Linked DNA regions of Homo sapiens: all the other regions are linked to region 1. A link is an interaction called in ENCODE POLR2A ChIA-PET data of the cell type or tissue named here. Cell type or tissue: OCI-LY7. All regions are shown on one strand. Region 1 overlaps BRI3BP (BRI3 binding protein). Region 2 holds the start of TRD-GTC2-10 (tRNA-Asp (anticodon GTC) 2-10). Region 3 overlaps LOC105370050 (a long non-coding RNA gene). Region 4 holds the start of LOC105370053 (a long non-coding RNA gene).

What was found. Peaks named below come from ENCODE experiments on the same cell type or tissue, not always from the same donor. Only the 100,000 strongest peaks of a DNase experiment are listed, where the experiment ranks them.
Region 2: POLR2A ChIA-PET joins it to region 1 with 13 read pairs; 10 of 35 experiments call an interaction of 5 or more read pairs at or near these places.
Region 3: POLR2A ChIA-PET joins it to region 1 with 12 read pairs; 2 of 35 experiments call an interaction of 5 or more read pairs at or near these places.
Region 4: POLR2A ChIA-PET joins it to region 1 with 14 read pairs; 2 of 35 experiments call an interaction of 5 or more read pairs at or near these places.

The regions. Positions count from the first base shown.
Region 1 is chr12:124,997,639-125,005,638 of GRCh38, reverse strand. The region is part of intron 1 of BRI3BP (BRI3 binding protein); the gene reads right to left. Among named protein-coding and RNA genes, the nearest start is that of BRI3BP, 8.0 kb to the right of the region's middle. In OCI-LY7, no CTCF peak of the experiment used is centred here; a DNase peak (open chromatin) is centred at 3,788; H3K4me3 peaks cover 3,829 bases; H3K27ac peaks cover 4,829 bases.
Region 2 is chr12:124,935,794-124,943,793 of GRCh38, reverse strand. It overlaps TRD-GTC2-10 (tRNA-Asp (anticodon GTC) 2-10), which reads left to right and starts at 4,076; the gene lies at 4,076-4,147. It overlaps TRA-TGC4-1 (tRNA-Ala (anticodon TGC) 4-1), which reads right to left and starts at 3,828; the gene lies at 3,757-3,828. It also overlaps the pseudogene RPL22P19. RefSeq lists enhancers at 324-825, 4,294-4,533, 4,814-5,083, 4,572-5,771 and a silencer at 4,034-4,113. In OCI-LY7, CTCF peaks have their summits at 2,793, 3,000, 4,281 and 4,482; DNase peaks (open chromatin) are centred at 3,003, 3,813, 4,133, 4,503 and 2 weaker places; H3K4me3 peaks cover 3,578 bases; H3K27ac peaks cover 3,409 bases.
Region 3 is chr12:124,867,293-124,875,292 of GRCh38, reverse strand. All of the region lies in intron 2 of LOC105370050 (a long non-coding RNA gene), which reads right to left. Among named protein-coding and RNA genes, the nearest start is that of SCARB1, 7.4 kb to the right of the region's middle. RefSeq lists an enhancer at 7,597-8,000. In OCI-LY7, no CTCF peak of the experiment used is centred here; no DNase peak of the experiment used is centred here.
Region 4 is chr12:125,146,424-125,154,423 of GRCh38, reverse strand. LOC105370053 (a long non-coding RNA gene) reads right to left here and starts at 3,086. Exons shown (of 3, transcript XR_945492.3): 1 at 2,603-3,086; 2 at 300-504. In OCI-LY7, no CTCF peak of the experiment used is centred here; DNase peaks (open chromatin) are centred at 4,523, 5,043 and 6,003; H3K4me3 peaks cover 3,944 bases; H3K27ac peaks cover 3,622 bases.

The DNA of each region.
Region 1 (8,000 bases):
GCACCATGTCTGGCTAATTTTTTGTATTTTTAGTAGAGATGGGGTTTCAACCATGTTGGCCAAACTGGTCTTGAATTCCTGACCTCAAGTGATCTGCCCGCCTCGGCCTCCCAAAGTGCTGGGATTACAGGCATGAGCCACCATCCCTGGCCAGGCCTCTAGATCTAACCACTGGTTCTTGGGGATCTGGGAAATGGGACACAGGGAAACACCACCATGAGGATGCACCCAGCCAGATGCAGATGGTGGAGATGCTATGGGGTGAGACCCAGTTTCTCCACAGAATAAGATGGCATCCAAGAAAAAGCATGAGGTGGGGGCATTAAAATTAAAAGTGACTTAAATCATGATGATTTGCTGTACCCTGGATGTGATGGGATGAAAATGGTCCTTAACTCTGTGTCTTCCTCCCCAAAACCCATCACCCAGTCTCATTATGAGAAAAACATCAGACAAATTCCAATTGGGAGCATCCTACAAAATCCCTGACCGGCTGGGCGCTGTGGCTCACACCTGTAATCCCAGCATTTTGGGAGGCCATGGCAGGCAGATCACTTGAGTTCAGGAGTTCAAGACCAGCCTGGCCAACATGGTGAAACCTCTTGACTCTACTAAAAACACAAAACTTAGCCGGGTGTGATGGCATGCAACTGTGGTCCCAGTTACTCAGGAGGCTGAGGCAGGAGAATTGCTTGAATCTGGGAGGCAGAGGTTGCAGTGAGCAGAGATCACACCACTTCACTCCAGCCTGCGTGACACAGGGAGATTTGAAAAGAAAAGAAAAAGGCCTGATCAATGCTCCTGAAAACTGTCAAGGTCATCAAAAACAAGTAGAGCCTGAGAAACTCCCAGCCGAGAGGACCTCGGGAGACCTGAGGACCAAATATCGGGTGGGATCCCAGATGGGATCCTGGGACAGAAAAGGGTGGCAGGAAAAACTACAGAAGTCTGAATAAAGTACAGACTTCAGCGAATAATTGATGTACCAATATTGGTTCATTAATAGAACATGAATATACAACGTTAATAATGGGGGAAACAGGGTGAGGGGTATATGGCGACTCCCTGTATTATCTTCACAATTTTTCTATAACTCTAAAAGAAAAGACTATTTTTTAAACTCTACTTATAAAAAGAATAAAGTTAATTTTTTTTTAAAAAAGGCTTAGGGCCAGGCATGGTGGCTAACGCCTGTAATCCCAACACTTTGGGAGGCCAAGGCCAGAGGATCGTTTGAGTCTGGGAGTTAGAGACTAGCCTGGGCAACATGGCCAGACACTGTCTCTACAAAAAATTAAAAAATTAGCTGGGCATGGTGGCATGTACCTGTGGTTCCAGCTACTCGGGAGAAGGCTGGGGGATCATCGAACCTGGGAGGTTGAAGCTGCAAGTGAGCTGTGTTCGTGCCACTGCACTCCAGTCTGGGTGACAAAGCAAGACCTTGTCTCAAAAAAATTTTAAAAAAATTTAAAAATTTAAAAAAGAGACTTAAAAGACACTTCATGTGTAGACTTTGTTTAGATACAAATTCAAACAAAAAGTTTTGTAAAGACATTTTGGGCCAGGGAAATCAGAAAATGGACCTGCATTAGATGTTAAGGAATTGTTATAAGCTGTAATGATGGTATTGTGTGTTGTGTGTGTGTGTGTGTGTGTGTGTGTGTGTGTGTGTGTGTGTGTGTTTTTGAGATGGAGTCTCGCTCTGTCGCCCAAGCTGGAGTGCAGTGGTGCAATCTTGGTTCACTGCAACCTCCGCCTCCTGGGCTCAAGCAATTCTCCTGCCTCAGCCTCCTGAGTAGCTGGGATTATAGGTGAGCGCCACCATGCCCAGCTAATTTTTATATTTTTAGTAGAGATGGGGTTTCACTATGTTGGCCAGGCTAGTCTCAAACTCCTGACCTCTAGTGACCCACCCGCCTCGGCCTCCCAAAGTGCTGGGATTACAGGCATGAGCCACCATGCCCGGCCGGTATTGTGGTTTTGATTTTCACAAAATTTTTATTGTTAAAGATGCTAACTGAAATATGCAAAGGTGAACTAATGTATTGGATTAGCTTTAAAATATTATTCCAGGCACCCTCAAAAAAATTTAGGAAGGAAAGAAGTAACCAGAATGGCAGAAAGTTGCTACATGGGAAGACCTGGGTGAACAAGGGTTCACTCTACTCTCCCTACCTTTGGTTATGTTGGACAATTTTCAGAATGGAAAGTTGAAATAAGGGGACCAGGTGAGCAAACTGTGGATGCCTGAGGACTCAGACAAACAAGGCCCAGCCATCGCCTCCATGGGAGGGAACAAGATTGCTTCAAGCCTGGGATTTCATCAGCGCTCTTCTTGCAGCAGTCAGGCGGGGGACATCCAACACCCGGGGACATCCAACACCGGGGTTGGGTGACAATGGCCTTCCTGCATCCTAATCTCGCTTTACCTCCATCACCCTCAGGCACATGCAAACGGGTCCTATGGAAAATCAGGCCATGAGGGCAAAGGCATCTTGATAAGCAAGCCAGGGAGAGGGGACGGGAGATTCTGCCATTCAGAGGTTTCCCAAGCATCTGAAGAACACACAGAAATGCAAAAGCCAGATGAACGGAAAATGCTGGAACATAACATACAGACCACGTATGAACCACAGAGGGGAAAGGGCACCCCCAGCGCAGTGGGCCTGCCCAGCCTCAACCCAGAGATCAAATTCAGCGTCAACCAACGAGAATGCGATGGCACAAACAGACACCACGAGCCCCGATATGGTACTGCCTCAGCAAGGACACATGATGCCTTCTGCAGAATTCTTGCCATGAAAGCTAAGTCTGAGCCTAACCCGGAGGAGATAATCAGAATAATACAATACACACTGTGGGACATTTCAAAAGACAGTTCTGGGCCAGGTGTGGTGGCTCACGCCTGTAATCCCAGCACTTTGGGAGGCCAAGGTGAGTGGATCACGAGGTCAGGAGATCGAGACCATCCTGGCTAACACAGTGAAACTCTGTCTGTACTAAAAATACAAAAAATTAGCTGGGCGTGGTGGCGGGTGCCTGTAGTCCCAGCTACTCGGGAGGCTGAGGCAGGAGAATGGCGTGAACCCCGGAGGCGGAGGTTGCAGTGAGCAGAGATTGTGCCACTGCACTCCAGCCTGGCAACAGAGCGAGACTCTGTCTCAAAAAAAAAAAAAACAAAACAAAAAAAAAAACCAGTTCTGGACTGTCAAAACCACAGCAATACTACTTCACGTCTGCCAAGATGGCTAGAATTAAAAAGGTAGACCATAGCAAGTGCTGACAAGGATGTGGGGAAACCAGGCCCCACATGCTGGTAGGCAGGTAAAACGGTACATCTGCCTTGGAAAAGGGTGACGGTTCCCCAAAGTGTTAAACAAAAAGTTCCTGTATGACCCAGCAACTGGACTCCTAGGTATGCACCGCAAAATACTGGAAACAATGCCCACACAAATATTTGCACATGGATATTCACAGCAGCATCCATTCACAATAGACAAAAAGTGACATAAACCGAAATGTGCATCAGTTGATGATCAGGTAAATAAAAAGCCATAAAGAGGAATAAAGTATTGATCCTGCAGTATGGATGAACCTTGAAAACATGAGGCTAAGTGAAAGAAGCCAGACACAAAAGGCCAGACTGTACAGGACTCCACTCCTATGAAAAGCCCACAGTAGGCTCAGAAATAGAGACAGAAAGCAGATTGGCAGTTGCTTAAGGCTGGGAGTTGGGGCAAAGGAAAAAAGTAGTGACTGCTAATGGGTACAGAGTTTCTTTTTGGGGTAATGCAAATGTTCTAAAACTGACTGTAGTGACAGCTGTACAGCACTGTGAATATACTACAAACCGCTGAGCTTTCAATGAATAAACTGTATGGTATATGAATTATAGCTCAAAAAAAAAAAAGACATTTAGTCTGTGATCTTCAGAAATGTCAATGCTGTAAAAGTCCCTTACTGGGCCAGGCGAAGTGGCTCACGCCTATAATCCCAGCACTTTGGGAGGCCAAGGCGGGAGGATCGCATGAGCCCAGGAGTCAAGAGACCAGCCTGGGCAACACAGGGATTTCGAGGAGAAATCCTGTCTCTACGAAAAATACAATAAATAAATAAATAGGCATGGTGGCACATGCTTGTAAGCCCAGCTACTCAGGAGGTTAAGGTGGGAGGATCGCTTGAACCCAGGAGGCAGAGGTTGCACCGAGCCGAGACTGCGCCACTGCACTCCATTCTGGGCTACAGAGTGAGAGCTTGTCTAAAAGAAAAAAATGCATAATTGGGGCCGGGTGCGGTGGCTCATGCCTGTAATCCCAGCACTTTGGGAGGCCGAGCCGGGCAGATCACGAGGTCAGGAGATCCAGACTATCCTGGCTAACACGGTGAAACCCCATCTCTACTAAAAATACAAAAAAAATTAGCCGGGCGTGATGGCGGGCACCCTTGGTCCCAGCTATTTGGGAGGCTGAGGCAGGAGAATGGCGTGAACACAGGAGGTGGAGCTTGCAGTGGGCCGAGATCGCGCCACTGCACTCCAGCCTGGGTGACAGAGCAAGACTCCGTCTCAAAAAAAAATAAAAATAAAAAAAAATTCATAATTAAGTCCCTTCCTCCACCAAAAGTGAGGAAACTCTGACAGACTAGAGACATGAACACTAAATGCATGAGCAGTCCTTGACTGGGTGTTGGATTTTTTATGAGCTATAAAGACAATTTGAATATGGACTATCTGTTACAAAATACTGTACTATATTTAAGTTTCTTGGCTGAGACAATGGTATTGTGGTTCTGTAGGAAAAAGTATTAAGACGTCTGCAACTAACTTTCAAATGATCCTGCCAAAAAATAAAAATAAATGTGTGTGCATGTGTGTATGTGTCTATCGGATGTGTTTGCAGAGAAAAAAGTTTGAGGGGAAATGTAAGAACTGGTGACTTTAGGGGAGATGTTTGCAGCTATTCCTTGTTCTGTTCTTTCAGCATTTTAGTACTTTGAAAAATTATCAACATAAAAAATTATAGGAAACAGGCTGGGCGTGGTGGCTCACGCCTGTAATCCCAGCACTTTGGGAGGCCGAGGCAGGCAATCATGAGGTCAGGAGATCGAGACCATCCTGGCTAACATGGTGAAACCCCGTCTCTACTAAAAATACAAAAAATTAGCCGGGCGTGGTGGTGGGCGTCTGTAGTCCCAGCTACTCGGGAGGCTGAGGCAGGGGAAAGGTGTGAACCCGGGAGGCAGAGCTTGCAGTGAGCCGAGATTGCGCCACTGCACTCCAGCCTGGGTGGCAGAGCGAGACTCCCTCTCAAAAAAAAAAAAAAAAAAAAAAATCATATGAAACTTTATCTTAACTGTGGTAATTTTTCACAAGTGTGTATGTCAAAAGGTGTCAACCTGTACACTTTAAATACGCACAGTCTATTGAGGTGTAGTGCAATTACACCTCAAAAAAGCTGTTAAAATGTTGGTAGGGGAAAAAGGACTGGAAAGTGTCAAAGTTATTTTGCTCAAAATACTTTCTTGCAAACAGCAAAAAATGCAAACCTCTTTACAAAAAAAAAAAAAAAGCAAAAACAAAAGAACCCAACAGCTCAATAGAACGGCAAAAAAAAAAAAAAAAAAGAAAAACCAAAAGGCAGTTCCCAGAACATATCGATGGATTCTGAATAAATGAAAAGACCATCTGTCTCATACATAATAAAGCCAAAAAGTTTAATGAGGCTGGGTCGGGTGTCTCACACCTGTAATCCCAGCACTTTGGGAGGCCGAGGCGGGCGGATCACGAGGTCAGGAAATCGAGACCATCCTGGCGAACACAGTGAAACCCCGTCTCTACTAAAAACACACAAAAAAATTAGCTGGGCATGGTGGCAGGCGCCTGTAGTCCCAGCCACTTGGGAGGCTGAAGCAGAAGAATGGCATGAACCCAGGAGGTGGAGCTTGCAGTGAGCCGAAATTGCGCCACTGCACTCCAGCCTGGGCGACAGAGGGAGACTCCGTCTCAAGAAAAATAAATAAATAAATAAATAAAAATAAAAAATAAAAAACTTAGCAGGGCATGGCGGTGCAGACCTGTAATCCCAGCTACTTGAGAGGCTGATGCAGGAGGATCATTTGAGCCCGGGAGGTAGAGACTGCAGTGAGCCAAGATTGAGCTACTGCACTCCAGCCTGGGCGACAGAGGGAGACTCTGTTTCAGGGAAAAATAAAATAAAAATACAAAACAGTGCGCATAGTGCAAAATAAACAAAAACCAACAATAGGGAGCAGATCTATAGATCCATATATTTATACATGTTCAGAATATCTGGCTGCTTCGGGGAAGGGGGTGGTAGACGGGTCGGTAGTGGGAAGTGGAGTTAGTTTCTTAACCTTCAGAACTACATGAAATTGTATTCCATGCAACTACGACCAAGGAGCAAGGGAAAAAAGTACTAGTTTCTCGACCTGGCATTCAGGATGTTTCCACCACATCAGTCCAGCTATATTCTGCCTGAGAGGAATCATTTTCTCCACATACAGTAGGTGCTTGAAATTTTTCATTTGTTTGTTTTTTTTGGAGACAAAGAGTTTTGTGCTGTCCCTGAGGCTGGAGTACAGTGGTGTGATCACAGCTCACTGTAGTCTCAACCTCCCAGGATCAAGCGATCCTCCCTATGCAACCTCCCAAGTAGCTGGGACCACAGGTGTGCGCCACCATGCCTAGCCAAAGGTTTTGGTTTTTCGTAGAGATGGGGTCTCACTATGTTGCCCAGGCTGGTCTCAAACTCCTGGGCTCAAGCAATCCTCCCACCTAGGCCTCCCAAAGTGGTGGGATTACAGATGTGAGCCACTGCACCAGGCCAATTTTTTTAAAAAACTGTAGTCATATACACATAAAGTTGGCCATTTTAACCATTTTAAAGTGTACAATTCAGTGGCATGAGCACGTTCACAATATCATGCAACCATTATTATCTAGTTCCACAATCTGTCATCACCCCAAAAGGAAACCCTAGATCAATTAAGCAGTAATTCCCCCATTGCTCCCTCCCCCAGCCCCTGGCAACCACCCATCTGCTTTCTGTCTCTACGGATCTTCCTATTCCAGATATTTCATATGCTGTAAATGGAATCATATAATGTGTGCCCTTTCGTGACTGGCTTCTCTCATTTATTCAAGGTTCGTCCAAGTTGTAGCATATAGCAATACTTCATTCCTTTTTATGGCTGAATCATATTTCATTATACAGACACATCACATTTTATCCCTTCATCAGCTGATAAGACATTTGGGACATTTCCACTTTTTAGCTATTGTAAAAAGTGTTGCTATGAACACATGTGTATAAGTTGCTTAATAATTTTTTTTGAGACGGAGTCTCTGTTCCCCCGGCTTGAGTGCAGTGGGGCGACTCAACCTCACCGCAACGTCAGCCTCCCGGGCTCAATCTATTCTCCTGCCTCAGCCTCCCAAGTAGCTGGGATTACAGTCGTGCACCACCACGCCCAGCTAATTTTTTTTTTTTTTTTTTGAGACGGAGTTTCACTCGTTGCCCAGGCTGGCGCGCGCAACGGTGCAATCTTGGCTCACTGCAACGGCCGCCTCCCGGGTTCAAGCGATTCTCCTGCCTCAGGCTCCCAAGTAGCTGGGATTACAGGCATGCATCACCACGCCTGGCTAATTTTTTGTATTTGGTAGAGACAGGGTTTCACCATGTTGGTCAGGCTGGTCTTGAACTCCTGACCTCAGGTGATCCATCCACCTTGGCCTCCCAAAGTGCTAGGATTACAGGCGTGAGCCACCACACCTGGCCTAATTTTTGTATTTTTAGTAGAGACAGGGTTTCGCCATGTTGACCAGGCTGGTCTCGAGCTCCTGACTTCAGATGAGCTGCCCACCTTGGCCTCCCTAAGTGCTGGGATTACAGGTGTGAGCCACCATGCCAGGGCATCACTTAATAATTTTTAAAGGAATTAACAAGTCTATTACCTCCTACCAGACAAATTCCCTTCATATA
Region 2 (8,000 bases), 62 kb after region 1:
GTGATTCTCCTGCCTCAGCCTCTCGAGTATCTAGGATTATAGGTGAGCGCCACCACACCCAGCTAATTTTTTGTATTTTTAGTAGAAACAGGGTTTCACCATGTTAGCCAGGCTTGTCTCGAACTCCTGACCTCAGGTGATATGCCCGCCTGGGCCTCCTAAAGTGCTGGGATTACAGGCGTGAACTACCACGCCCGGCCACTGCCCTGCTTTAAAGCCCTATGAAGAGTCCCCATTACCCAAGGGATCAAGGCCAACTCAAACGTGGCCTCTGAGACTGGACCTGCACGGACACTCCACTCACACCACACCCAAGGGCCAACCTGCTCTCCTTCCACCTTCCCCGAAGCAGCCCTGTTGGCCTCCGCAGGTGCCGTTCCCTCTCCTGTGGTGCTCTGAGCCTAACTCCTGCTCCCTCTGGTTTCTCATCTTCAGAGGCAAGCCCCTCTAGACGCCTCCCTAGGGAGGGTGGCCTGCCTGCCACCCACTCTGGACAGCAAGCCCAGTGACAGCAGATCTTCTGTCTTGCTTACCATCCTGGGTCCCCAAAACATGGTAGGGCAAATGTTAAAAAGTAAATTGCAGTGAATATTTGTAAGAACACTGGAAAAAGCTTCCAAATTAAACAAGGCCAGGCATGGTGGCTCATGCCTATAATCCCAGCACTTTGGGAGGCCAAGCCAGGCAGATCGCTTGAAGCCAGGAGTTCAGGACCAGCCTGGCCAACATGGTGAAACCCCGTCTCTACTAAAAATACAAAAATTAGCCAGTGTGGTGGCAGGCGCCCGTAATCCCAGCTACTTGGGAGGCTGAGGCAGAAGAATCACTTGAACCCGGAAGACAGATGTTGCAGCGAGCCAAGATCGTGCCACTGCACTCCAGCCTGGGCGACAGAGTGAGACCCTGTCTCTCTCAAAAAACAAAGCAAAACAAACAAAAACAAAGTTAAACAAACTTCCCAGAAACTATAAAGGAAAGGGGAGACATTTTACCTTATCGAAATCTTACATTGACATGGTAAATTGTATAAACAAAGTTAGAAGATGAAAGAATAGATGAAAAATACTGCAAAACATGATAAACAGCGTCATACTATTGGATGAGCTATTGCAATTTGGTGAGAAAAACACAACGGGCAAAGGCCATGAAAAAATTAGTTGCTACATCTAGGCCGGGCGTGGTGGTTCATGCATGCCTGTAATCCCAGCACTTTGGGAGGCCGAGGCTGGCAGATCACGAGGTCAGACAAGATCAGGAGTTCGAGACCAGCCTGGCCAACATGGTGAAACCCCGTCTCTACTAAAAATGCAAAAATTAGCCAGGCGTGGTGGCAAGCGCCTGTAATCCCAGCTACTCGGGAGGCTGAGGCAGGAGAATCACTTGAAACCAGAAGGCAGAGGTTGCAGTGAGCCGAGATTGTGCCACTGCACTCCAGCCTGGGCAACAAGAGCTAAACTCTCTCTCAAAAAAACAAACAAACAAAAAAAAACTGCATCTAAGGTCGAGTGCAGTGGCTCACACCTATAATCCCAGCACTTTGGGAGGCCGAGGCAAATAAATCACCTGAGGCCAGGAGTTCGAGACCAACCTGGCCAACATGGCCAAACACCGTCTTGAATGAAAAAATACAAAAATTAGCCAGGCATGGTGGCGCGCACCGGTAATACCAGCTACTCGAGGGCCTGAGGAATGAGAATCATTTGAACCCAGGAAGTGGAGGTTGTGGAGATTTGAGATCAACCACTGCACTCCAGCCTGGATGACAGAGTGAGATTCCCATCTGGAAAAAAAAACACAAAAACCTGCATCTGCATGGCTGGTAGATACCTGAAAACATGCACACCCTAGAAAGTAGGCAGGAAAAAAGCAGAGAAATAATTCAGTTCTACTTCCTACCCAACAGATTGGAAAAATTAATAATCATGGCCATACCCAGTGCTGAGAATATAAGGAAAAGAGCACCTTCATACATTGTTATTGAATATGTAAGTTGCCACAGCCTTTAGAAAAAAATCCAGCAATATTTATTGTTTTTATTTATTTTTTTTTTCTGAGACAGAGTCTTGCTCTGTTGCCCAGGCTGGAGTGTAGTGGTGCAATCTCTGCTCACTGCAACCTCTGCCTCCTGGGTTCAAGTGATTCTCCTGCCTCAGCCTCCTGAGTAGCTGAGACTACAAGTGTGTGCCACCACACCCAGCTAATTTTTTATATTTTTAGTAGAGATGAAGTTTCACCATGTTGGCCAGGCTGGTCTCAAACTCCTGACCTCAGGTGATCTGCCCACCTCGCCCTTCCAAAGGGCTGGGATTACAAGTGTGAGCCACCATGCCTGGCCCAAAATCTAGCAATATTTAAAATAAACCAGGCATGGTGTTTATGCGTGTAATCCCAGCACTTTGGAAGGCTGAGGTGAGAGGATCACTTGAGGCCAGATGTTCGAGACCAGCCTGGACAACATAGCGAGACCCCTGTCTCTACAAAAAAAAAAAAAAGAAAAATATTTGCTGGAGGTGGTGAAGTATACCTGTAGTCTCAGCTTTTGGGGAGGCTGGGAGGTCTCTTGAGCCAAGGATTTCGAGGCTGCAGTGAGCTATGATCGCACCACTGCATTCCAGCCTGGGCGACAGAGAAGTACGTTTGTAAAAGTATCCATGCCCTTTGACCCTGCATTGCTCCCTGTGGACATCTGCCCCATCGAGGTACCGGCGCCAGAAGGCAAGGAAAACGCATGCACCAGATCACTGACTACAAGACTTCAGTGAGAGGAAACAAAATTACCCGAATCCCTAGGAGGAATGGTAATAAAGCGTGCTACCCCTCCGTTAGGAAATACTATGCAACCACGTCCAGCATTTGTCCTGAACTCCATCAGGCTCGCACTTCCTCTGCAGCACCCCTGGAGGAAGTCTCCAGCAGCTTCCTGGGCGGTGGCTGCACCTCCTTCCCGATCTCCCCACGTCCACCCACGCCCAGGGTGTGTTCTCCGCATGGCAGCCAGAGGGAGCCTTTTCAAACCTGAATCTGGTCGCGTTCCCCTGCGTCAGGCCTTCCAGTGTCTTCGAAGATAAAGTTCATCCTCATTCACTAAGCTCCAGGGCATGGCTTTCTTCCTGCCCCTTCAACACTGAGCGCCCTTCCTCCAGCCTCAGGGCCTTGGCACCTGCCGTTTCCTTCGCTGGAAGCACTGTTTCTGCAGAGGTCTCCCCTGGCAGCTAATCTAAAGCAACCCCCACTCCTGCACCCCTGAGTTTCCATCTCATCGCTATTATTGTCTTCATAAAACGTATCGCTACTTGCTTATTGTTAAGTCTCCAGGACTGGACTATAAAGTCCAAAAAGGCTGAGAAAGCTTGCCTGGCCTGTCTTATCCAGGGATACCAGGGGACGTACACTTTACCCGGCACACAGTAGGTGCTCAGTGCATGCACGGAACCTGACATGAGGCCCTCAGGAGTTAATGAATGGTCAGTTGCAGAACCTTTCTAAGGAATCCATGTTTTTCTATCTGCTTGATGAAACAAATAACTGGGAGTATTCGTTTCAAATGGCAGATTCCCGGCCCCGTCACTGACCTACTGAACGCGAATCTCCGGTGGAGGGGCCCAGGGCATTTGTGATTAGGGGCAGGGAAATGTGCTGGCGCAGCCCCTTCCAAGGGAGCTTTCTTCGCAGGCAGGTTGTTGAGGGTTGCCTGGGTCCTCTTCCAAGCTTTTGTAACCACGTGACTGTAATTTGCCCGAAAAAGGCGGAAAAGTCTGGAGATGCCGGGGATTGAACCCGGGGCCTCATACGTGCAAAGCATGCGCTCTACCACTGAGCTACATCCCCTACCCCTTGTGTTGGTCTTTTCTGGGGATGGTGATACAGGAAGTGCCCTTCGCTCTGCTAGTTCAGGTGCCTTAGCTTCGGAACGTGCAGTGCCTCCAGCCACTCAAAGGGGCCTCTACCCGCCTTGGATAAGCCCAGCAGCCAGGGTGCCCGGCGCGGAGCCTGGATGGCCCGGAAAGGTTAGGAACGATAGCGAGAGAATGGTATGGACATAAGAAGGGAGCTGCAGGGAACACAGTACGGCTTGTCCTCGTTAGTATAGTGGTGAGTATCCCCGCCTGTCACGCGGGAGACCGGGGTTCGATTCCCCGACGGGGAGGCCGGGTACTTTCGTATTTTTAAATACAGAGGGGAGACTTTGTTGGCGATGCTTTTCGGTGTTCCAAAATATACAGAGTAGGTATAAGAGGATGTGCACATCGCAGGTGTGCCTGCAACACTGAATTAGGGCCCTTACGAGGGTTCCTTCCCCTCCAAGGAGAGTTCGAGGGAAGAAAAAACAGGGTGCTCGGCAGTGAGCATAATAGGTTCATTTTTATGTCAAAAAATTATAGATATGCACACAAATGTGTGAGTATATTAATGTTTCTGATTGGCATCACGGTAACAACAGCAGCAGGAGCAGCAGCCAACAATATACAGTTCTTAACGTGCGGGGGCGGTATTGGTAAGCGCTTTAGTGTTCACGCATTACATCCTCAAGGATCCTACCAACGAGCCGTTTTCTCCACATCAAACTGATGAAATACAGGCTCAGACAGAGGCTCCGTGGCCCGCCCGCGGTCACATCAGTCACGATCAACTGTAGACATAGGGGGCCTTTGGGGAGAAGGACTCGGGTGGTGGGTGGGAGGAGTGACTTTTTGACTTTCCATTTCTGTACCTTTCTGGACTTTTGGAATTCTATTTTTTTCTCCCTTCTTTTCTTTCCTTTCCTCTCTTATTCGATTTTTATCAAAATGATACGTCTAATTTTTAAAAGTCAGATACAACTGAAGAATATTTATTCCTTATGCATGAGGTCCCTATTGCTGTGTTTTGACTTCATTGGCTGCAGCCAGACCTCACAATTTAAACTAAAACCCGATTAGCTAACAGTTCAAAAATTTTTTAAATAGGTAAAAGCAGTGAGGAACATAGGAAAAAAGGATGTTCCTTACGAAAGGACTTAGAAAAGTAATAATATTCCTAAATAAGGAAGAGTGTAGGCTGCAAGCTGGGACATGCCTGGGCACGTCCAGCACGAATATTTTGACAAAGGTACAAGGACATAGAATGTACTACGTGCCTGTGAGCATGTTTAGCACAGATACCGAAGTCAGAGTGTGCTTATTCTGTTACATTTGCTACCTAAGGCTTAACAGAGAGTTATTACTATAAAATAAGAAATTTGAAGAAAGTTAGTTCTGAGAAAAGATATTAATAACATTTATGATTTAAAGGGGAAGCTTTGAAGAGGAACTTTTGCTTTCTACATTTCCTTCCCTTTTAATTTTTATAATTTTTCCTTTTTAAACTGTTTTAGCATGTTTTGGCTTAATTGTTCTACTTGAGCTTTTAAGAGGAGAAATCTCTTAGAATAAGGTGGAGGAGAGTTAAGATAGGTTTTAGTAGTTTTGGTAAGAACTGTCGTTATTAATTTTGTCATTAGCTTCCAGAGGCATGGTATAACATCCGAGAAGGAGAAGTGTACCTATTACGGTAGTAATAGAAGTGAGAATTGAGGTTATAGTTTCCTTCCGTTGACCAAACCATCGTCCTAGCCAATTTGAAATAGGGTTATTAATTCTAGAATTTCTAGTAAGCTCTTTAGATAAAGCAGTGAGACCTTGTAAGGTTCTGGTTATACTTCTGTTAGGAGTCGTGTTATTTGGGATGAAGGTTGTACACAACATTGGGTTTTAATTATAACACAAACACCACCTTTCTCGGCTAATACTACATTTAAAGCCATTTTATTTTCCTAAGCCATTTTAGTAGTGGATCCTAACTGTTCTGCTATTCCTTTAATAGCATCTTTAAGTATAGTTAATAAATTGTTGTTGATAGTAATAAATATTGTTTATCCAATTTACATTCTTATTAATTGTTATTTGTGGGAGAAGGGATTTGAACCTCACAGCTCTCTGATTTCTAGCTTTGAATTTATCTGATATACCTCGTGGAACGTCAGTTGTATCTAAATAAACATGGGGGTCAAAGGACCTACGAGAGGCTTCTCTTGTTTTACGATGTCATGTTTTTTTGTTTGTTTGTTTTTCTGGTTGATGAAATGCCAGGGTAAAAGGGATAGCTAACTGAACTAGAGCACAAGTACCGCTCCAATTATTTGGCAAAGTGTCCAGTAAAGGTTCTCCAAAATACCACCATACACCCACTCGGGGATGAATAAGGGCTGACTGATGGGTCAGCTCTTGGAAGTGCCTGACCTCACTGCATTCTGTTAAGTTTCTTTCTTTCTTTCTTTCTTTTTTTTTTTCCTCTTTTTGAGAGGGAGTCTAGCACTGTCGCCCAGTCTGGAGTGCAGTGGCGCGATCTCAGCTCACTACAAGCTCCACCTCCCAGGTTCACGCCATTCTCCTGGCTCAGCCTCCCTAGTAGCTGGGACTACAGGCGCCCGCCACCACGCCCGGCTAATTTTTTTGTATTTTTAGTAGAGCCGGGGTTTCACCGTGTTAGCCAGGATGGTCTCGATCTCGTGACCTCGTGATGCGCCTGCCTCGGCCTCCCAAAGTGCTGGGATTACAGGCGTGAGTCACCGCGCCCGGCCGTTTCCTTGACTTTTAAAAGAAAAATTAGGTTGGTGTCCTGGAACATGGACAATGGCTATTTCTTCCGGTAATTGAAGATTATTAAGAACATGAACAACTAGTGTTTCATGAGCAAGTTCCTTACCTTTACTGTTAAATAGTTCTCGCTCAGCCTAAATTTTTCCAAATGTATGAGATACTCTGAAAGCATATTTAGAGTCAGTATAGATAGTTCCTACCTGGTTCTGTAAATATTTTAGGGCCTAAGTGCGAATAACTTGCAAGCTTGAGCAGACCAATTATTTGGTAATCTTCCTGATTTTACTTTTTTTAAGGTCTCTTTATCAATTACAGCATATCCATTATGTTGTGTCCTTTCAATCATTTAGGAGGAGCCAGGGTGGTCTCAAACTCCTGAGCTCAAGCAATCCCCGCGCCTTAGCCTCCCAAAGTGTTACGATTACAGGTGTGAGCCACCTCACCCAGCCTAATATCTTTATTATAGAAATAATTTTTTAAATCACTAAGAAAAATTCAAAAATATCAATAGATCACAATCAACAGGCAATGAATTTACAGAAGAGGAAAAATGATTCATTAATAAAACTTACAGAAAAGCTTGGCTCTTAGAAGTATTTAAATAAATGGAAGTAAAACACAAGTTACTACTTTCAACCCATGATGTTGTGAAAGTTGTCAGAATCAAAATGAAGTCATGGATGTTAAGTAAGTAAATAAATAAATAAATAAACCCTGACAAATAGAACCAGGGAAGGCCATGAAGAGAGGGTTCCCGTGCTTGCAGGCCTGATAAAAGACTCTAGAAAAACCACAACCTTGCACAAACGCCTTCGCGACCTTACACAAAAAAGACTACTGCAAGGACATCCGCCAAGCAGCTGCCTGTCCAGCCTCAGACTACGGTCACCTCTGTTATTGATCTTTGCAGCCAACCATAATTATGTCAGAACAATTATGTAATCCTCCTCCTTTTTTTCCTGTAAAAACATTTGTCTTCCTGCCGGGCGCGGTGTCTCACGCCTGTAATCCCAGCACTATAGGAGGCCGAGGCGGGAGGATCACGAGGTCAGGAGTTCGAGACCAGCCTGGCCAACATGGTGAAGCCCCGTCTCAACTAAACATACAAACATTAGCTGGGCATGGTGGCGGGCGCCTGTAGTCCCAGCTACTAGGGAGGCTGAGGCAGGAGAATTGCTTGAACCCAGGAGGCGGAGGTTACAGTGAGCCAAGATTGCACCACTGCACTACCAGCCTGGGTGACAGGGAGAGACTCCATCTCAAAACAAACAAACAAACAAATGTTGCCTTCTTTCTGCCTCCGCTACCGCCATGGCGCCCATGAAAAAGCTTGTGGTAAAGGAGGGCTAAAAAAAAGGAAGCAGGTTCCAAAGTTCACTCTTG
Region 3 (8,000 bases), 130 kb after region 1:
GCGCAGAGAACACTCCAGAGGGCCCGGTGGACCTGCTGTCCTCCCTGAGCCCGCCCCACTCACATCTTATCTCTGCCTCCCTGGTTCTCGATCAAAGACAGATCACAGCTGCTCCTCATTGCTCAGGTCCCCTCAAGTCTCCTAACAGATTTCTTGACCCCAAACTTGCACTTTGTGGGAGGCTCCTACCCTCTCTCTGGCTCAGCCTTTTGTTGTGTAGTTTGTTTTTACCATCTTAACCATTTCTAAGTGTACATTTCAGTGGCATTAAGGACATCCACATTGTTGTGTAACCATCACCACCATCCCTCCTGGCACTTTCTCATCTTGCAAAATAGAAACTGCATATGCATTGATCAATAATTCCCCTTTCCCTCTCCCCCAGCCCCTGGCACCCACCATTCTCTTTTCTGTCTCTGTGGATCTGGCTACTCTAGGGAGCTCATGCAAATGGAATCGTACGGTATTTGTCCTGTTGTGGCTTATTTCACTCGCATAACTTCCTCAAGGCCCGTGCATGTCGCAGCGTGCGTCAGAAAGTCCTTCCTTTTCCAGGCTGAATCCTATTCCACCGTGTGGATGGGCCCCAGCTTCTTACCCACCACCCATCAGCGGACACTCGGGTTGCTCCCACCGTTGGGCCATCGTGAACAGCGCTGCAATGAACGCGGTGGCCAGATTCCTCTTCAAGTTCCCAGTTTCATTTCTTTGATACCCAGAAATGAGATTGATGCATCACATGGTAATTCTATGTTAATTTCTTTTTGTTGTTTTTTGTTTTTTGAGACAGAGTCTTGCTGTCGCCCAGGCTGGAGTGCAGTGCCATGATCTCAGCTCACTGCAACCTGCACCTCCCAGGTTCAAGCGATTCACTTATTCCACACCTCTGAGGTGGGTCTTATTAGCCCCATTTTACAGATGGGGCAATCGAGGCCCAGAGAGTTAAGTAACGTGTCCATAGGAGAGCAGGGTTTTGAACCTGGACTGTCTGGCTCCAGACTTGCTGTTTTAAACTATTAGTCAGTTAAAACTAGTAGCCTTCTTCTTCTTTTTTTTTTTCTTCCTAAAGACAGCCTACTTTCTTTTTTTCTTTATTTTTGAGTCAGGGTTTCACTCTTGTTGCCCAGGCTGGAGTGCAGTGGCACGATCGTGTCTCACTGCAGCCTCTACTTCCTGGGCTCAAGCAATGCTCCCACCTCAGCCTCCCGAGTAGCTGGGACTATAGGCACGTGCCACCACGCCTGGCTAATTTTGTGTATTTTTAGTAGAGATGGGGTTTCACCATGTTGCTCAGGCTGGTCTTGAACTTGCTGGCCTCAAGCCATCCTCCCGCCTCAGCCTCCCAAAGTGCTGGGATTACAGGCGTGAGCCACTGCGCTGGCCGTTACCTCCAGGCTTCTACCGCAGCTGCTGGACACTGCCTCTGAGCCTCTCTTTCTCTCCTCTAATTCCTTTCCCACCACAGAATCAGTTCCTGTAGTAGTCTGAGCAGGAAGTGGAGAGAACACTCAAAATTGGGGACTTTGAAGATATATACAAAGGAGCAGGGAAAACGAAAGGGAGAGTGAAGCTGCTCCCCACCCTGGGGCTGAGGGGAGGAGGGCAGGGAGTGTCACCTGGAACCCGGGAGGAGAGAGGAGTCGAGAGAGGTCTGCCTTCCAGGGACCGTGACCTCTGCTCAAGAGCTGCAGCCAGCCTGTGTGTTTCAGTGCAGTGCAGTTGGGGTATCACAGACCACCCCACATGCAGTGACTTGGAGGTGCTATTAATGATACTATTGGGGCAAGAGGTATAAACCGGGGTGACTGCACCGTCTAAGGTGCAGGGGTCCCTGATTGTCTGTTCCTTGGGCACACTGAGCACCTCCCTGACACAGGGCCTTTGCACTTGCTGGTTTGTTTGCCAGAAAGGTCCTCCCCAGGTTCCGGTCTCCCCCCGCCAGCCCCCATCTCCCTGTGGCATTACCTTTTTATTTCTCTCATTAGCACGTAGCACCATCTATAATCCTTATCTATTTATTTGCTTATACATATATTTATAGATAAATAAAAAAACATATATATATTTTAATATCTCTCTCTCTTTCCCTTACTAAAAAGGCCAGGGCAGACCAGACGTGGTGGTTCACACCTATAATCCCAGCACTTTGGGAGGTCGAGGTGGGAGGATCGCCTGACTCCAGGAGTTCGAGACTAGCCTGGGCAACATAGTGCGACACCCATCTCTATTAAAAAAAATAAAAATTAAAAAAAATTAGCTTGGCTGGGTGCAGGGGCTCACACCTGTAATCCTAGCACTTTGGGAGGCCAAGGTGGGTGGATCATTTGAGGTAAGAGTTCAAGATCAGCCTGGCCAACATGGTGAAACCCCATTTCTACTAAAAAATACAAAAATTAGCTGGGAGTGGTGGCAGGCGCCTGTAGTCCCAGCTACTCGGGAGGGAGGCTGAGGCAGGAGAATCGCTTGAACCCGGGAGGCAGAGGCTGCAGTGAGCTGACATCACACCACTGCACTCCAGCCTGGGCGACAGAGCAAGACTCTTGTCTCAAAACAAAACAAAACAAAAAATTAGCTGGTGTGGTGGCACATGTCTGTAGGAGGCTGAGGCGGGGGGATCGCTTGAGCCCAGGGGGTGGAGGCTGCAGTGAGCTTTGAACTCCAGCTTGGGTGACAGAACCATACCCTGTCTCAAAAAAAAGTAAGGCCAGGGCACAGAGGACCTGCCTGCTTTCTTCCCCATCTACCCCCAGGCCCTAGCACACAGTAGGCCTGATACATAGCGAGTGCTCAGCAAGTATTTGCCACATAAATGAATGAATGAGCATGTCCATCCCTTCTCTGGTAGGTAGGACAGGACCAGGTGGTCTCAGAGGAATCTTCTGGTTCCTGGGATAGGAATCATCCTCCTTTCTCCAGCTGCTGTTGAGAGTGGCAGCTGATAGAAACTTCTGTCCTCCAGTGACCTGGCCCACGGAGCAACGTATTAGCTCGCGGCTGCCAGCTGGGTCCTCCCCACACACTTGCACCTTTGTCCTGGAAAGCACGTCTGTGTTGGAGGGTTAGCCCTTGCCAGAGAGGACATATCAGAGTCCCCAAAGGCCAGGGACAAAGGCAAGGATTGATCGCCAGCCCTGAGTCAGAGAGGAAAGACTCCTGGAGGGAAGTCAGTGATCGGGGACTCAGAAAGGCGTGATTCTGAAGGAAGACAGGATTTACAGGGCATCTCAGTCTGCTCAGGCTTCTAAAACAGAGTACCATAGACGGGGAGAGCTTACAGACGGCGGACATCTATTTCTCACATTTCTGGAGGGTGGGAAGTCCAAGATCAAGGCGCCAGCAGATTTGATGGTGGTGAGGCCCTGCGTCCTGGTTCACAGATGGCAGCTTCTCTCTGTGTCCTTGCCTGGTGGAAGGGGAGATGCAGCTCTCTAGAGCCTCGTGTGTCAGGGCCCTAATCCCATCGATGAGGCCTCTGCCCCCATGACCTCGTCACTTCCCAAAAGCCCTACCTCCTAATACCATCACATAGTAATTAGGTTTCAACGTACAAATTTCAGGGGACACATTCAGACTCTAGCACCGGGGCTAAAGTCCAGGGGCAGAGGCTAAGTTTCTGGAGGGGCTGTTTAGGGGCTCTGGAGACCTTCTCTGATATTCACAATATTGCAGGGGGCATTTTGACCTACTGAAGAGAAACAGCTCCTAAAAAGTCACTTGTAGCAACATGAGAGATTCGCATTCTGATTAAAATCTATGCAGGCACCTCCTGCCTCAGAGTCGTTGCCCTGGCTATTCCCTCTGCCTGGAATGTTCTTCCCTGGATCTCAACACATTCCTGCACTTCCTGCAGGTCTTTGCCCAAATGTCACCTTCTCACTGAGGCTGTCTTCAAACACCCCATTTAAATGGCAACCCCTCTCCCCCAGTAGCATTTACACTGTTCTGTTTTTCCCCTAAAGCACGCATCGTCCTCTAACTGCCTGTCCCATGGAAATGCAGCATGCACAAACCACACACACAATTTTAAAAATTTTATGACAGAGGAACCTGTTCTGAAAAAAGAAAAAAAGGTAAAAGAATTTTAGGGGTCATATTTTAAAAAGTAAAAAGAAACAGGTGAAATTAATTTAACTTGTAATATTATTCAACCCTTGGTCAGTGTGTGTGGATGAACCACGTCTACCAGAGTCCAAGGTAAAAGCCTGCCTCTGCCGCCGGGCCACGCAGCTGCCTGGCATGGTGGCCTGGGGCAAGTTGCTCAGCCTCTCTGTGCCCCGGCTCCCTTATCGGTGATATTCAAATAGTGTCATTTCAATGTGTAATCAATATAAGAATATTGAGATGTTTTACGCTCTTTTCATATGAAGCCTTTGAAGTCTGGGATGTATATGACATGGCATATCTCATTCAGACTAGCCCCGGGTCAAGTGTCCCATAGCCACATAGGGCCAGTGGCTACTGTATTGGATAGCACAGCTCTAATATCTTTTTGTTTTGTTTTTTGAGATGGGGTCTTGCTCTGTCGTCCAGGCTGGAGTGCAGTGATGCCATCTTGGATCACTGCAACCTCTGCCTCCTGAGCTTAAGTGATCCTCCCACCTCAGCCTCCTGAGTGTCTGGGACCACAGGTGCGTGCCACCATGCCCAGCTAATTTTTTTTTTTTTAATTTATTGTAGCAACAGGGTTTTGCTATGTTGGCCAGGCTGGTCTCAAACTCCTGAGCTCAAACAAAGTGCCTGCCTCGGCCAAAGTGCTGGGATTACAGGTGTGAGCCACCGTGCCCATAGCTCTAACATTTTATAAAATCCACCAATGATGATGTTTATCACTAATTGTTATTGCTTGTCTATTAACATACCGGACCCGCAAGGCTAGGGGCTTGCTTATGGTCCCTGCTGGGTCCCCAAACGCCCAACATAGTGCCCAGCACAGAGTAGGAGCTCAACGTGAACTGAATGAATCCAGCAGGCACACGTGAGCTCTCTTTCCTCCCTCACCAGCAGCAATCCAGGTGGCAGATGTGGCTACAATGCTTTCCTGGCTGGGCGCGGTGGCTCACGCCTGTAATCCCAGCACTTTGGAAGGCCGCGGCGAGTGGATCACTTGAGCCCAGGAGTTCGAGACCAGCCTGGCCAACATAGTAAAACTGCATCTCCATTAAAAATACAAAAATTGGCCGGGTGCAGTGGCTCACACCTGTAATCCCAGAACTTTGGGAGGCCAAGGTGGGCGGACCACCTGAGGTCAGGAGTTCAGGACAAGCCTGGCCAACACGGTGAAATCCCGTCTCTACAAAAATACAAAAATTAGCCAGGCATGATGGCAGGTGCCTGTAATCCCAGCTACTCAGGAGGCTGAGGCGGGAGAATCGCTTGAACCCAGGAGAAGGTTGCAGTGAGCTGAGATCACACCATTGCACTCTAGCCTGGGCGACAGAGTAAGACTTCTTCTTAAAAAAAAAAAAAAAAATTAGCCAGTCGTGTGGCATGCACCTGTAATCCCAGCTGCTCAGGAGGCTGAGACAGGGAGAACTGCTTAAATCCGGGAGGCGGAGGTTGCAGTGAGCTGAGATCACACCACTGTATTCCAGCCTGGGCCACAGAGCGAGTCTCCACCTCAAAAGAAAAAAAAATAAGGTTTCCTCTTCCTTTGCTTTTTATTTTGTCCTTTCTCTCACCCGTCTCTTTGCTTTCCTTCACTTTCTTCCTCTTTTTCCTTTCCCTCAGCAAACAGCGTAGTGGTCATGTGTGTGGCAAGTCACTGGTTCACATCTCTGCTCTCTGCTCGCCAGGAGCCAGCTGTGCCTCCTTTAAGGAAGCCCTTCAGCTTCCATTCACTGTGTTCTATTGCCGCTGGGGATGAGCGTGATTCTTCCCAGGCTGGGGTGGGAATGCGGCTGCCTGCAGGAGGTGTTGGCTCCGCCTCACACAGGCACCTTGCTAAGCATATGACCAAGATGAGCCCATGTAATCCTCATGACCACCCCAGGGTGCAGGCATGACTCAGACCAATCCCAAGGCACCGATAAGGGAGCCGAGGCACAGAGAGGCTGAGCAACTTGCCCCAGGCCGCCATGCCAGGCAGCTGCGTGTTCCGGCGGCAGAGGCAAGCTTTTACCTTGGACTCTGGTAGATGTGGTTCATCCACACACACCGACCAAGGGCCTACTGTGGGCCACGTGCTGTTGGGGAGCCGGGGGCACAGCAATGGACGAAACAGGCAGATTCCTGCCCCGTGGAGCTTTTTTTATCCTAGAAGAGGAAGGAAGCCAATCAAACAAGCAAACACCCGCCCTGGAGGGCGGTCGGTGCACAGAGAGAAATGAAGCAGCCAAGGGGGATAGGGAGGGTCCTATGGGTGGTTTGTAACTTTCAAAGGGTGGGCAGGAAGGAAGTCATTGCTGAGAAGATGGCATTGGAGCAAGGACCTGAAGGAAGGGAGGGTGAGTCTCCTGGGTGTTAGGGAGAGGAGCATTCCAGGAGGGGACCAGGGAGTGCAAAGGTTCTGGGGCACGAGCCGGGCAACAGGTGGAGGAGCTCCAGGGAGGAGGATGTGGCTGGAGCAGAGTGGGCAAGGAGAGGGAGGGGGATGAGGTCAGGGAGATGTGCCCATCTGGGTGCGTTTTGACTTTGTCTCTCTAGTATGAGATGTGGTGATCTTGTGGGCCATGGTGAGGGCTTTGGCTTTTATGCTGAATGAGGTGGGAGCCACGGAAAGGTTTCTTTCTTTTTGTTTTCTTGAGAGACAGGGTCTCACTGTGTTGCCCAGGCTGGAGTGCAGTGACACAATCACAGCTCACTCACTGCAGCCTCGACTTCCTGGGCTCACGTGATTCTCCCACCTCAGCCTCCTCAGTAGCTGAAACTAGAGGTGTGTGCCACTTTACCTGGCTAACTTTTTATTTTTTGTAGAGATGGTGTCTGGCTGTGTTGCCCAGGCTGATCTCGAACTCCTGGCCTCAAGGGATCCTCCTGCCTCAGCCTCCAAAAGCACTGGGATTATAGGCATGGGCCACCATGCCTGGCCATTTCTTTAAAATAACAGTTTTCATTGAGATATAATTTGCATATCATACATTCACCCATTTAAAGTATATAATTTGGCCAGGCATGATGGCTCACACTTGTAATCCCAGCGCTTTGGGAGGCCAGGGTGGGAGGATGACCAGAATTTTGAGAGCAGCCTGGGCAACAAAGTGAGACCCTGTCTCAACAAAAATGAAAACATCAGGTGTACATAGTGGCATATACTTGTTGTCCAAGCTAGTCAGGAGGCCGAGGCGGGAGGATGGTTTGAACCCAAGACTTCAAGACTGCACTCCAGCCTGGGTGACAGAGTGAGACCCTGTCTCTTGAAAAAAAGAAAAAGTAAATAAAGTGTGTAATTTGATGGTTTTTTGTATATTCACGGAGTTGTGCAACCATCATTACCATCACTTTTACCGTCACTTTTAGAACATTTTCACCACTCCAAGATGAAACCCCAAACCTGTAGCAGTCACTCCTCATTCTCCCCAGCCCCTGGCAACCACTGGTCTACTTTTTGTCCCCATAGATGTGCCTACTATGGACATTTTATATAAGCAGAATCATACATGTGGCCTTTGTGTCTGGCTTCTTTCACTTATCAATGTTTTCAAGGTTCATCCATGGTGTAGCACGCGTCAGCCCTTCATTCCTTTTTATGCTGAGTCATATTCCAGTGCGTGGTTATGCCACATTTTATTTACCTATTCACCAGCTGATGGGGGTGTGGGTTATTTTCACTGCTTGGCTGCTGTGAACATTTGTGTCCAGGCTTCCGTGTGGACATGCTCTTTCCTTTCTCCTGGGCATATACCCAGGAGTGGAACTGCTGGGTCTTAGGGGACCCCTATGTTTACCTTTTGAGGCTGCACCATTTTACAATCCCACAAGCACCTCAAGAGGCTTCCAACTCCTCCAGGTCTTTGCCTGCAGTCATTCTCCGTCTTTGATCACGAAAGGACTCTGAGCAGAGG
Region 4 (8,000 bases), 150 kb before region 1:
GTGGTCTCGGGCCCTGTTGCAAAAGGACAGATCGGCAGACGACACAATAGGAGCCATATCCTTCAGCCACCAGACAGCCCAGGCTGACAAAAAACTTTAGCAACAGGCACAGAGGGGACCCAGGAGTCATTACCAAAACTGCATTTCCCTCCACCCCAGCCTGGGTGAGACATGAGCGCCCACCACCTCCCTCTTCAAATGCCTTCTTTCAAGTGCCAGTTCCCACCAGCAGTCCTTCAGCACTGCTTGCCTGCAGGCCAGGGACTCCTGCCCCAGGCCACTCAAGGTTTCCATCCTACCTGCAGCCTCTGATGGACCATAGAAGGGCACCGTCTCTGCTCTCCCAAGATATTTTTCAAGGAAATGGGCCATTGACGTAGACAGGTGGCACAGCACACTGCTCAAGGAGTCTGCAGCCAGGCTGCCCGGGCTTCAGTCCCCAATCCACTACTGTTGGCTGGCTGACGCTGGGTGGGTCAAACTCTCTGCACCTCAGTTTCCATCCTGTAAAAACAGAGATCATAAAAGCATCTTCTTTCGGTATACTTGGGTGAGTTAACGAGTCTCAGGACAGCCTAAGAGAACCTGAGGGTTTGCTCAAGGAGTGGTTTCCACTCTGCTCCGCCCACACTGTAGACTTTGCAGAAACATGACTATTTTTTAGTAGCCCAAGTTAATCTGTTATGAACTCCCACTCTCGTAGGGATACGAGGTGAATCTGCCATGGGTGAGACTTCCCTTCTTTCCCCAGCGTTGTGCCTAAATTTGGGCAGGAGTGTGTCTCGCCATAGCAGGAGATGGAGGGGACCTGTTCTCACTATCACCTCCCCACTGTGGTGCCCACTGAGGTGGCCTCATTGCTCTCTGGATCTAATCATTGACCCAGGGAGGCCCTTCTGGCAGAGCCTGGGGATGACGATGATGCAGACCCCGCAGGGCGGTCTGAGGGCTGATGAATCAATGCACATGTAGCCCTTAGAACAGGGCCCAGCCATGCTGGTGGTCATTCCATGTTAGCCACTTTGACCTGGCAATCGGGGACCCAAGGAATGTGGGCCCAGCCTTGCCTGATCTTCCCTTTTATTCCAAGAGAAGCTGTGAAATCTCCCAATTTCTAAATTGGCATTGGATCCAAATAAACAGTGATTGTGAGAAGCAAGCAAGATACAGCTGAGGGCTGGATTTGAACCCTTGGCCATTGGGTTGAGACGTCTGTCCCCTGTTGCTAAGTTTGCCATTCATGGCTAGTCCCATTTTACAGATGGAAGAGGTGAGGCCCTGAGTGGTCGAAAAACTTGCAGTATGACCCAGCTGGCTGAGCCAGGACTTGAACCCAGACTGTTGGATCCAGGGTCAGTCCTCTCACACTTGTGCCTCCCATTAACATCCATGGCCTTTAGATAGAGCAGGCTCCTGCTGTCCTCAGCTTCCCTGTGGCTGTACTCGACCTTCTTCTTGTATTTACATCACCAAATCCCTTGTTCCAGTTACTACTGCTGTACAACTATCCAAAAATTTAGTAGCATACAACAGAAGTGATCTTATTATATTTCACAGATTCTATGGGTCAGGAATTCAGTCAGGGCTTGACTGGGTGATTCTTCTGTTCCACGAGGTGTCAACTGAGGTTACTCAATGATATTCAGCTGGCAGATGGCCGATCTGGAGGCTGAAAGATGGCTCCATTCATATGCCTGGTATCTTGGTGGGGATGGCTGGAAGACTGGGCTCTGCTGGGACTTCTGGCCACAGCACCTCCACGTGGCTTTTCCAGCATGGTGCCCCGGGTATGAGACTTCTTAAATGGTAGCAGGCTCCTGCCAGTGAGCATCCCCAAAAGAACCAGGCAGAGCTACCTGGTTTTCCTGGTCCAGCCCGTAAGTCACTGAGCGTCACCTCCGCTATACTTTATAGAACAAACCAGACACCAGCCCACCTAGATTGGTGGGGAGGGGATATAGACATGCCCCTCACCAAAAGAAGTGTCAAAAATTGTGCAGCCGTTTTTCTTTAACTGCCACAACCCCTGAGGTAACTGTAAAGTTCAGGAGGACAACAATTGTATAAGATGGATTTATCTTGGAAGGGGTTGCTTCTCCTCAAAAGGTGGCCTCCCACTTAAATCTCACTGATCCTCAAAACCCAATTCTTTCATCTGCATTCTGTGCAAATAAGCCTCATTTGTCTTCATGACCCGTGAACATGCAGACCCAGAAGAACTTTTTTTTTTTTTTTTTGGAATTCTGATTGGGAACTCTTCCAGGCCAGAGCCAGGCAATTCTTCAATTCTCCGACCGCCCGAAACAAGGCCTGTCTTACCGATTTGCATGCATCCACCATCACTGGGGACCTCATTGCCTGAGGCAAAGGTCCCCAACCTTTTTGGCACCAGGGACCTGTTTCGTGGAAGACAATTTTTCCATGGGGAGAACTGATTGTTTCAGGATGAAAGGCATTAGCTTCTCATAAGGAGCGCACAACCTAGATCCCTGACACGCCTGCAGTTCAAAATAGAGTTTGCGCTCCTAAAAGACTCGAATGCCACGGCTGATCTGACAGGAGGCAGAGGTCAGGCGGTAACGCTCCCTTGCCTGCTACTCACCTCCCACTGTGTGGAGCAGTTCCCAGCAGGCCACTGGACTGGTACTGGTCCACGGCCCGGGGCTTGGGGAGCCCTGGTAAGCCATCCATAGTCAGGCAGCGAATGAGGCAGTGACCTAAACTCACAACTCAGCCGCGGCACTTCTTCCTCACTTGGAATTCTGCCTCCTCACAAAAGCCTCATGACTGCTATTAGGTGGAGGTGCTTGTCATGCCTGAGATTCATCCTCTCCCCTCCAGCCTCAGAGCCCTTATCCTCCCCTGAGGCACCTCCATTCCCCAACCTCAGGTCACGTGTCTCCGTTTGGACTGGCCTCTCCTCCTGCCGCAGGGCAGTCACATGATCCAGGTGCCGCCGATCAGAACCTCCCATTCCCCTGGTCTCCATGATTGGTTCAGAGATAGGCACATGACCTGGGCCAGGCCAATGGGACTCCTCTTCGGGCCTTTTGTTGGAACTTCGGCAAAAAGACAAAGACTGAAGCCTACGCAGAAGGAAGAAGGACGGAGAGATTATAAAATAATAGGAGATAGCATTTACTGAGCACCTGCTATGTGCCCAGCACTATTTTATTGGCAACATGGTTATTTCACTGGCATCACAGCCCCGTGAGATACATAGTATTCTTTTTTCTCTTTTTCGTTTTTGTTTTTTTTTTTTTTTTTTTGGAGATGGAGTCTCACTGTGTCACCCAGGCTGGAGTACAATGGCACAATCTTGGCTCACTGCAACCTCTGCCTCCTGAGTTCAAGCGATTCTCCTGCCTCAGCCTCCCGAGTAGCTGGGATTACAGGAGCCTGCCACCACGCGCGGCTAATTTTTGTATTTTTAGTAGAGATGGGGTTTCACCATGTTGGCCAGGCTGGTCTCGAACTCCTGACCTCAGGTGATCTGCCCGCCTCGGCCTCCCAAAGTGCTGGGATTACAGGCATGAGCCACCACACCCAGCCACGATGCATAGTATTATTAATCCCCACATTTCTAGATGGGAGAAAGGAGGTTCAGAGAAGTTAAGTGACTTGTCTATGGTCACAAAGGAAGAGGCAGAGCCATCACTCACATCCAGGCACTTGGTTCCAGAATAGTGTTCCAGATGTAACAGACCTTCAGGATACCTGGTTATGTTTTAATTTCAGATTAACAATAAATACTTTTTTGGTATAAACACATCCTATGAAATATTTGGGACATTCTTACACTGAAAAACTAGCTATTCATTGTTTTTCTGAAACTTACATTTAACTGGGTGTCCTGTATTTTATCCAGCAACCCAATTCCAGAGCCCATGGTCTTAACCACTATGCCCTACTGCCCATACAGATGCCATGAGAGATGTTGAATCCTGATTACATTGACCCAGCCCTATATCCTGCTGTGCCTGAAGCCAGTGATGAGAGATGGCTTTCTGTCACTTGCCTCTGAAGAGTTCTGACTGACTTAGTGCTATGCCGAATTCAAATGAGCACTTTTTTGAACCCTTACCCTGTAGTTGGGACCAAGGGGTGGGAGATACAGAGGAGATAAAGGAGGAAGATTCCCACCCTCAAGGACCGGAGTGGGGCTGAGAAGACAGAACTCACACATGTGGAGGTGCTAAGTAGAGTGTGCCGCACACTGAGGCCTGGGCCACTGGCCGAGTGTGTTAGTGCTCTATTGCTGCATAATAAATTATCACACACTTAGCAGCGGAAAACAGACCTAGACTCTGTTGTGCTGGGGTGGGAGCAGGAGACAGGCACAGGGAGGCTACAGAGAGAAAGAAGGGGCATGGGAGGAAAGGAGAGAAGGGGCCAGCACCTGTGAAAAGAGGAAACGAAACAGGGCTGGTTGCTGCCTCCAGCTTTTTAAAGGAAACCACCTGCCCGTCCAGGGCCTACCTCCCCAGCCCTCAGTCCTATTACTGTGTGCAGCCGGTTCCGCACCTGAAGGGGTTATATGACCCAGGCCTAATCAATCAACATATTTCCTCCTCCTGGCCAGTGATTGGCTCAGGTTTGGTCATATGATCCAAATAGCCAATAAGCTTCAAGATGGGGACTCACGTTGAAACTACGGGGAGGGGGGGAGGGGATCTTTCTTCCCCTCTTATCACTGTGAGGACATAAGCCTGGAGCTCAAAGAATCCATCTTGCCATCATGAGAGGAGAGTCCATCTGAGAATGTCAACACAGAGGAAGGCAGAGATGAGATGGAGAGAGAGAACACTGATAATGTCATCAGAGCGTCTGGATCCAGCCACACCTGAAGCTAATCCTAGCATTGGAGTTTTCGAAATGGTGAGCCAATTACCCCTTTTCTGCTTGAGCCAGTTGGCGTTGGGGTTTCTGTTACTAGTAGCCAACAAAATACTTAGTCATGACTGAAAAAAACAAACAAAAAAGTGGATGCCAAAAACAAGCAGACCAGGTGCCACAGGTAAATAGTGAGCAGGGTCGGTGAGACTGATAAGCACAGAGCCTGCAAAATGGAAACTGGTCCAAGTCTCGTGGTGCCACTTGACAACCACTCCCTTTGACTCTCCCAACAACCCAACATGACTTGTGATCTCACTGTTTGAGCCAAGGAAAGAAAGAAAGAAGTAGGAGGGAGTCCCAAGATGAAATCTTTTGGAAATAGTCCCAGAGCATAATGAATTGACTAACACCTGTTTCTCCCCTGGAAGTCATCTAATGAAATTATTAGACCATCAATTTACCACTGTGATGGCCAAGAGTGCTCTCCAACGGGATAAACCATGACAACAAAGCCAGAGTTCCAATTGTAATGGGCCTTACACACCTTTTTTTAAAACAATTTTTCCTTTTTTATTTATTTATTTATTTTTTTTTTGAGATGGAGTCTCACTCTGTTGCCTAGGCTGGAGTAGAGTGGAGCAATCTCAGCTCACTGCAACCTTCGCCTCCAGGGTTCAAGTGATTCTCCTGCCTCAGACTCCTGAGTAGCTGGGACCACAGGTGTGCACCACCATGCCTGACTAATTTTTGTGGGTGTTTTTTTTTTTGTTTTTTGGGGGTTTTTTTGTATTTTTAGTAGAGATGGGGTTTCACCATGTTAGCCAGGCTGGTCTCAAACTCGTGACCTCAGGTGATCTGCCTGCCTTGGCCTCCCAAAGTGCCGGGATTACAGGTGTGAGCTGCCATGCCTGGCCATTAAACACCTTCTTAACAGGTCTTTACTTGCCTATGACTCTCTTTGGACACAAATTGGCAGGAAGCTTTTAGAAATCATTTGCACTAATCTAAAAGGCAGTCATGGCTCAGAGAAAAAGAATCTCAGCTCATCAAAGCCAGCTTAGGCTTCTGAGGCCTAATCAGACAGTCTCCTGATCATCTTTGCTATGTGTTCACTGCCTGTCTGCTGGATGGTCAGAACGCTTGTCGTGTTTTGTGCACACATGGTGCTCAGGCACAGTGACAGGAGAAGAGCAAGAAGGGAAGGAGGAAGCTGGTAAGCCGACGTCATGGAGCCACTGGGCTTTCACCAGCCAGCGCCCAGTGCAGACCCACCTGCTGCCCCTACTGAGCCCAGCAAAAGGAACTGCCCTCGGCGCGATCCTCCAAATGCTCATCCAATGATGTCACTGCTCTGGGCGCCCTTAGAATGTGTTCCATGCCCAGCACCACAATCCCACCTCCTCTCCCACTCTCTTGCCCCCTGTATTAGTCAGGGTTCCCTAGAGGAATAGAACTAAGAGGATAGATAGATATAAAGATAGATATATAGATAGATATAAAGGGGAGTTTATTAAGTATTAACTTACGTGATCTCAAGGTCCTACAATAGGCTGTCTGCAAGCTTAAGGAGCAAGGAGAGTCAGTCCGTGTCTCAAAACTGAAGAACTTGGACGTGATGTTCAAGGGCAGGGAGCATCCAGCATGGGAGAAAGACGTAGGCTGGGAGGCTAGGCCAGTCTCGCCTTTTCACGTTTTTCTGCCTGGCAGCTGATTAGATTGTGCCCACCAGATTAAGGGTGGATCTGTCTTCCCCAGCCCACTGACTCAAATGTTAATCTCCTTTGGCAACACCCTCACAGACACACCCAGGATCAATACTTTGCATCCTTCAGTCCAATCAAGTTGACACTCAGTAGTAACCATCACACCCCCATATTCTCCAAATAGGCTTTCTTGTTCCTGTAGTTCAGTTCATTTCCTTCTCAGGACCTCTGGTTGGCTGGTCATCCTACGATCTTCACATGGCAGTGTCAGGCCTCCCAGGCTACAGCTTCAGTGTCACCTAAGGGAGGCCCCCCGACCAATGTGGCTAAAGAGCATCCTGTCCCATCAGACCTCCTCTTGTTTCCTGTTGGCCATCTGTCCCCCTCCACGAGGCATACCCTCTATGGTGCAAAGAGCTCAACTACCCTGGTGATCAGTGGGCCCAAGGATAAGCACAGATGTATCCATTGGACACATGAGTTAGTACCTGGTCCCCTGGCTCTGCAGAACACTGAAGAAAAGCCACTTGATTGGGACATAGAGCTGTCACTGAACTGAGAACCACTGAGGGCACAGGCTGAGGTCCAGTGGCCATGAGCAGCCGCAGTTGGTCAGTGTTCTGTGAGAACAGGGAAATCACCCTGCTTGCCTGCCTGTCGGAATGGGCACTGGGCTTTCAGGATTCAACTTGAACTAGAATAGAAACTACATTCTGACATCCTCACAGCTATGTTCTTTGGGGTTTGGGGATTTGGGTTTTTTTGTTTTTTTTTTTTTTTTGAGACAGGATCTTGCTCTTGTCACCCAGGCTGGAGTGCAGTGGTGCAAATCACAGCTCACTGTAGCCTCAACCTCCCAGGCTCAAGCGATCCTCCTGTATTAGCCTCCTGAGTAGCTAGAAACACAGGTGCATGCCACCACACCCAGCTAATTTTTAAAAGTTTTTTTGTAGTCAGGTCCTCACCATGTTGCCCAACCAGGTCTCAAACTCCTAGACTCAAGCAATCCTCCTGCCTTGGCCTCCTCCCAAAGTGCTAGGATTACAGGCATGAGCCACTGTGCCTGGCTCTTTCGGGTTTTGATAGGCATGCAATCTCAGCTTTAAGGGCACACACGCACACTCATATTCACACACATATGTTCACACACACATACACATACATTCACAAACACACATAAGGCCAAAGTGTTGTAAAAACCGATGCGTTTGCCTCACAAACCTCACAGTCTACCCTTCAAAATACAGAGATGCGAACACAAGCAGCATCGCCTCCGCACACGTGCACACCCACGCCCCACCCCAGCCGATTCTTCATCTCTCCTGGGCGGCAGGACCCAGCGGGGTAACCCCCATCCCAGCTCAAGCAAAGCAGCAGCCGTCCAGGAGAGATGGAGTCGGGCACAGAAGCAGCCAGATTCCTTCATTCCTGTGGGAGGGGCTGCGACTGTCCCCCATCACC